2 separate regions of the Homo sapiens genome follow, and region 1 is linked to region 2. Evidence: chromatin loops called from intact Hi-C (ENCODE). Cell type or tissue: PC-9. All regions are shown on one strand. Links, peaks and the distances in the headings refer to the core of each region. The heading gives the core; the rest is flanking DNA.

The links. A loop is a pair of places that touch in the nucleus more often than their neighbours do. Peaks named below come from ENCODE experiments on the same cell type or tissue, not always from the same donor. Only the 100,000 strongest peaks of a DNase experiment are listed, where the experiment ranks them.
Region 1: it touches region 2 in a loop (4-fold over the local background); 3 of 110 quality-filtered maps call a loop at or near these places.

What each region holds. Positions count from the first base shown.
Region 1 is chr3:174,124,240-174,126,739 of GRCh38, reverse strand. The region is part of intron 4 of NLGN1 (neuroligin 1); the gene reads right to left. Among named protein-coding and RNA genes, the nearest start is that of NLGN1-AS1, 200 kb to the right of the region's middle. In PC-9, for the core only: a CTCF peak has its summit at 1,310 (motif pointing left); no DNase peak of the experiment used is centred there.
Region 2 is chr3:174,953,484-174,957,760 of GRCh38, reverse strand. The region is part of intron 1 of NAALADL2 (N-acetylated alpha-linked acidic dipeptidase like 2); the gene reads right to left. Among named protein-coding and RNA genes, the nearest start is that of NAALADL2, 96 kb to the right of the region's middle. In PC-9, for the core only: no CTCF peak of the experiment used is centred there; a DNase peak (open chromatin) is centred at 2,090; H3K4me3 peaks cover 322 bases; H3K27ac peaks cover 1,071 bases.

The DNA of each region.
Region 1 (2,500 bases), core at 1-2,500, 830 kb after region 2:
GTAGTTGGTGATTTTCAAGGGTCTAGTTTTCCAATATGGCATTTGCACAGGTTTAAGGAAAGGCACAGTATCTTATTTTATATTCTCTTCTCAGTCCCAGGTTAAGGCAAGTTTTGATATGGAGAGTGAATTGACTCCTAAACTATATTAACAATAATGATGGGAACAATTAACTGAGGAAGAATTTATTACCACACATGGTATCCTAACAATTAAGTTACATAAATATTTAATCTTACTCTCTGCAGTGCACTTGGTTGGAAGGAATATACAGAAATAATAAAAGTCACATCCATTCAACACTTGGATCATCTGTACCTGTCACTCCTCTAGACACTTCATGGACATTATAATTTTTAAACTATGACCCAGGTCTGTCAGGTTGCAAAGTATATTTTCTTTCCTCTACACTATGGTCTGGTGCTTGCCCTCAGTGAACTCATAAATCTAATGGGAGAGACAGGGCTACCACACATAAAGCAATAAGAAAATAAACAGAAACTAGTTCTGTGGCCTTGATTTTAAAGCCCAAACAAACAAACAAACAAAGAAACAGTGACAATACAGCAAATCCAGTTCAAGAAAGGGAAAGGTGAAGGCTCTAGTGGCAGTGACAGAGTATAAGGCTTCTTCTTTCCAGCATCATGCCCGGGTGAACACAGATTTGCCTCCACTCCTTCTCAATGTGTGACCTTGCACTCAGATGCTCATTTCTTCATCTGCAACATGACAATATTACTTATTGCACTGTGAGACTAAAAGTTAGATGTAAAAGGTCTTGCATGATGTCTGCCCTAAAGTAGAAGCTCTGTGTTGTTAAAGTTAACAGCTATTTTCTTCTTTTTATGACTTAACCGCATAGTAGTTTCTGACAAAGTGACCGACGACTACTCTCTGGAAATATTCCTCACTCCTTGTGGCCTGGGATGCTACAATCTTAAAAGTTTTCTTCCTATCTCTTGAATACTCTTGGTTTCTTTTGGGACTCAGTGCCAAGTTTTATCTGCTTCTTTTATCACCGTATACTTTCTCTGTATACAATCTCATGTACAACCATGACATGTGCATGTATATTCTGCCAACTCACTAGGCAATATTTCAGACTTTGACCTCTCTTTGAGTTCCGAACTGGAATATGCAGCAGCCTATTCAGTATCTCCATTTGACCATCTTACCAGTATCCTAAGAAGAGTATGTCCACACCTGAACTCCCTGTATCACACAGCTCCCCCACCTAAACTCCTTCTCCTTTACTTCCCTCTAGCTTTGTAAACAGCACCACCATCTGGCTAGTTGTTCAGCCCACACATCTAGGGATCATTTTTGATAATCTTCACCTCCTTGTGCTCATATACAGTCAATCATGAAATCTTTTTATGACTTCCTCTTAAATATATTTTAAATCAAACCTCAACTTTTTATCTTCCCCTGCTGCAACCTAGTGTAAGCCAATATGGCCTATAGGCTAAAATATTAAATGAGTCTTACTTTCTTTTTCTTCACCTAGATCATCCTACACAGAGTCATCAAAAAGTCTTTTCAAATCTGAAAATCTATTAAGATCATATCTAAACTTTAAGCCTTTTCATTGCTCTTAGAATGGCTTTTCATTGCTCTTAGAATACAAATAAAAAACCTCAACCTTTGCCTAAAATGCTACCTTATAATCTGGCACTTGAATATTCCTCCAACTCCATCTCATGCCATTCTCCATGCACTCTCAATATTCTGCAGCTAGACTAGCATTTTTTACATTCTTCAAGTGTCCCAAGCCTGCACCTGAGTCAGGCTCTTTCAATCTGCTGGCCCTTCTAATGTTGCCTGGTCAATTCACAGTCAAATTTCAAGTGTTAGCTTAAACTTTCTCAGAAAAGATTCCAGGAACCTCCGTGCTAAATTTGGTCCTTTTGTTACATGCTCCCATAAAATTCTGTGTTTCTTCATCCCAGCATTTAGCTCATTCATAATATACATACATATTTTATATACGTGTGTAATATATGTATATACACATATACGTATAAATATATAAGTATATACTATAAGTGTATACTTATATATGTATATACACATATACATATATATAAGTATGTACTTATATATATACGTATATGTGTATACGTATATATACGTATATATGTATACGTATATATACGTATATATGTGTATACGTATATATACGTATATATATAAGTATATGTATATAAGTAAGTACATATGTATATATACTTATATATATACACATATATGTGTATATACATAATCTATAATATATTTGTTTCATTTTAATCTCTCCCATAGAACAGGGACTATGGTGATTTTATTTATCAGTGCCAATGTATTCCCATAAATTAGTATCAGGCTTGTACAAAACAGGTGCTCAAGAAATATCTTTGAATGGAGGAATATTCAGTGGATTTATGTTCAATAAATGGTAGCTATTAACAGAGCAGTAACAATGATACCAGTGACAATGTATAGTAGTCAGCTTGAGCTGTCA
Region 2 (4,277 bases), core at 854-3,353:
GCCAGTAGAATGAACTATGAATCTGTCATCTCTGAGAGTTAATATGCTATTCATTTAAAGATTCTATTCCAAGCCTAAAAATAAATCAAAGAGGCAAATATTACACTGGTCAATGGAATGTTTCTTGGAATGAAATCAACAACTACAAAAAAAAAAAAATTCTCCTACCACAGTTTAAAACTTTTTCTATTGGGTCTTCCTTCTCAGCCTCTAGAAGCTATCCGGGATATACCCCCACAGCTTAGGTTGCTTTGGAATTGTATAACCAGCTCTTTTTAAGTATTAATAACAAAAATACTACTCAAAATCCAATCTAATCAAAATCAAAACAGGTATCTCATATCTCACAAATGATAACAAGCTTGTCACCTTTCTGTAGTTCAGGCCTGGCCTAGGCTAACTAGCCTGCAGTGAGGAAGAGGGGCTTGATTTGTTGTTTTACTCCTATTCTCCTTTCTTCCTTCTGACTCATTGTGCTGTCTCCCCTTCTTGCAGTAGGGAGGTGAGAAAAAGAATGAGGAAAGGCAGATGCAGTTCTCTCCTGGCTATCAAGGAAGTCTCGGGATTGCTTTAGAGCCCTGTTAGTATGCCCAGATGCTTAGAATGAGGAAAAGATGCTTGTCGCCTTTTGTTATCAGTTCTGGGGCCTAAACTGACTCTATCAGGGAACAAAAAAAATAAGCATCCCTTGTAGCTTGTATGTACCATAACAGAACAGGGAGACCCACAGCAGAGTGACTGAAGCTACAGACAGAAGGAAAGTAAAAGCGGTGAGTACTGATAGAGAAAGCTACATCCCTGAAAAGGAGGAGAATGGCTTGTGTCAAGGAAAAAAAGGTTTAAGTTCTCTTTCATCATTTCCTTCAGTTATAGAGACTTTCTGCAAAATACTGTTCTGTTTCTCCTTTGTAATCCTCATTAGAAACTACTTCTGTTATGCACCTATGCCTGCTGACGCTCCTCTCATCCCACATTCTTGTTACAATCTCCAGTGCAAAAGGACCTCCACTCCATCATCTTGATCTAACTTCACTGTGTCTCCCCATTCCACCCTTCTCCAGAACTGGCAGGCCCAAAGAAGTGTTTTTAGATCCTCCAAGAGATAGAGTCAGCTAGTCCATTTATCTATGGATTATACATAAAGCCTAATGGCTAATATTAATTGAGTACTTATATGTGGCAGGCAATTTGTTATGTGATTTACAGGAGTTTTTAACTTTATCTCACTAAACCCTATATAATATATGTACTTTTATTTTTATTATTTTATAGGAGATAAAAGTGAGGCCCATAGGGGCTAAATAAATTGCCCATGTCCAACGATGAAAGAAGCAGAACCTAGAAAGTCTACAGGACTCTGCCTCTCATAGATAAATATTTGTTTCATCCAATGACAATATTCCTTTATCTTTTTTAGACATCATTCTGCCAAATAAAAACCAAATTGTCAACATCACCTATTATGCTTACTTTAGTGAGTCCATAAGAGACTACAAGATTACCATGACAAAATTACTTCTAATCGTGGAAAGAAAATGAGATCTGCAAATTTATCCTAGTTATTTCCTGGCTGTTGAGTGCTGTCTATCCAGTTGTGATCTTCTGCAACTGACTTCATGTGACTCCCTTTAAACTGCTAAGAGGTTTGAAGAAAGTGATCCCAGCAGGGTTTAGAAATTAACAACCTAGTGTTTTTGTTTTCCATATCATATTTTGTGAATATCATCACTGGGCAATAATCTCCAAGAAACTGATTGACTTAAGTGAAATTACAAAAGAGAGTATTTAAACCAATCCAATAAGATTGGCACCAACACCCGGAATAACTGGAACAAATCACAAGTTTTCAAAGTGTGGTTTCTTAAACAGTATCACTAGTGTCATCTGGGAAAACTTCTGAGCAATCCAAATTCAGGGGCCCCACCCCAGCGAGGCCTAATAAATCAGACACTCTGTTGGTAGAGCCTGATCATCTGTCTTTTAAAAAGTCCTGCAGGTGATTCTAATCTTCACTAAAGTTATAAAAACACTGTACAAAACAAATGAACTATTACCTATGGGGGCAATCTGCTGCAGAAGCCAGTAGCCTCAGGCTCTGATATCTCTATTTGTCTTTAGTTAACTTTAATACTATTTAATCCTTTGTCTACATACCACTCCCTCTAGCAAAGATATGTATGAGTCACCAGACAAGCATTGTTCTGCCAGTGTCTCTATTTGAGAGGTATCATCATTTGTGATAATCTTTAAGTAAATTCCTGATCCTTATTAGCTGATCATTAAGTAAATTCTTCTTAGATCCTAAAACCTTTCACTGCTTTCCAAAATTTAAGGAAAAACTTGAAGAGAATATCCAAACAGGTATTTGTTGTTTTAAAACACTGAGATGCCCTGAGGAACCCCAGAAAATCAGTCTGTGAAACTTCTCTGAACTTATTTTATTTTGCACTGAATGTGAAAGAAATTGTTTTTAAAATAACTATGGAAATTGGTAGAATCTCCTGATATGGTACACTTGCCAACTTTGAAAATGCGTCGTGAATTATATTTGTAGTTGTATTTCAAGAAAAGTTTATGTATAAGTAGAAGACGATGCCGTAACTGATGGCCTGTGGAGGCCGTAATTTTTCATTGTACCATTTTCATTACTTGGATAGCCATTTCAATCTTTCTTGGAGTAAGAGAAAATGTTTTCAATTACGTTTCCTAAAGGTAATGAATTTTACTCTGAATTACATTTTAGATTCATGAAGCATTTTTATAAGGAGACTTTAAAAAATAATATATTGTTGTTAACGGATGTAGAAATTTCAGAAATCTACACTAACCACAATTAAAACTGCAAATTAAGTGAATTATCCAGAAGATGCATGCCCTAGCTCTTAAGTTAGAGAAGCTTTAATTACATGTATGAATGTTTTATGAACTTCTCTTACAAGGTCTTTTAGCCAGCATAGGTTCCCCTGACAGAAGAATAACAGCAAACCTCTCAGGTCATCGAATGTTCCCATTCCCATTTGACTAGGCTACTCTCCATGTTCACATTATTTAACATTCTCTATCGTGTTGTTGGATCTGCATTTTAATGGTCCTTAAATTCCATTCAGAAGATTGTTTACTGAGTATACCAAATTATATCCCATTGCACCAAAAGAACAAAAATACCAGCAAATATGTCTCACTGTAAACACATACAATATACTCTTTTATCTAACTTTGGCCAAAGTGTTAGCATCCAAATGGCTCTACCTCCTCAACTATTTTATTCTTTTTCATAGGATATCCTGAGGTTTATTTCCCTGTATTATCTAAATGTATCTAAGTCTCACTGTCAGTCTACAAAATTGAGTTTTGTCAATCACAGTATAATGCACCCTCAATGCAGTACAGTTTTCATTTAATAACTTAATTTTTATGCAAATTTAACCTTTAATGGAGCTACAAACAGTTGCATTCAAGTTACATCTGCATAACATTTCTCAGATGGTTTAAATGTAAAAGGGGTGGAATTTTTTTAGAAATTAAAATACCCCAAACATTTGATGCCAGGCTCAGTAAAATTCTCCAGTGAGCTTATTGATTTGTTTTGTCAGTATTCAAGTTGCCTGATTAGGGCAGTGGGCTTGATCCCCTTCAGTGGATGTGCCAGAAGGAATATTGCAAATAGGGCCATCACTAATGGGGTCAAATCCCCAGGTAGAACATGCCAAAGTCGTATCTAAATAGACTCCAAGGAACGGTGGCATTAAAATGTACCTGGAAGTTTTTCTGTTAAACACATTATATTAGAGAGTAAAAGGCTTACTTATTTAGCTTCAAGTGCCTTAACTTCCCTGAAATCTAGCCACTGAGGACAGAGAACGGAGTGTATGTCATGTGTGTTTCTGTATGTGTTTGGTTTTAGATGAGAAAAAAAAACAATTAAAAAGTGATTAATTCCATGAGAAACAATAGAAATATGGAGTAGTCACGCACCTCCTTTCTTGCTGTTCTGGGAGTCATGTGGTAACCTGCTCCGGGGAAAAGCTTGCAACAGAGTGTGGCACACAGTAGGCACTTGATAAATGTTTCCTGAATTATATGAATGTCTAGTCAGCCACAGCCCAAGGGAATAGACACCGTGCATCAACTATCTGTGTATATATTCATGGCTGCATCCTCCCACTCTACCTACCCAGCCAAATTTATTGTTATTGTTTCATATTATACAAAGGAGGCAACAATGACTTCCATCAAAATATCTGTAAGGGGACACCATGAAAACACATCTTAAATAT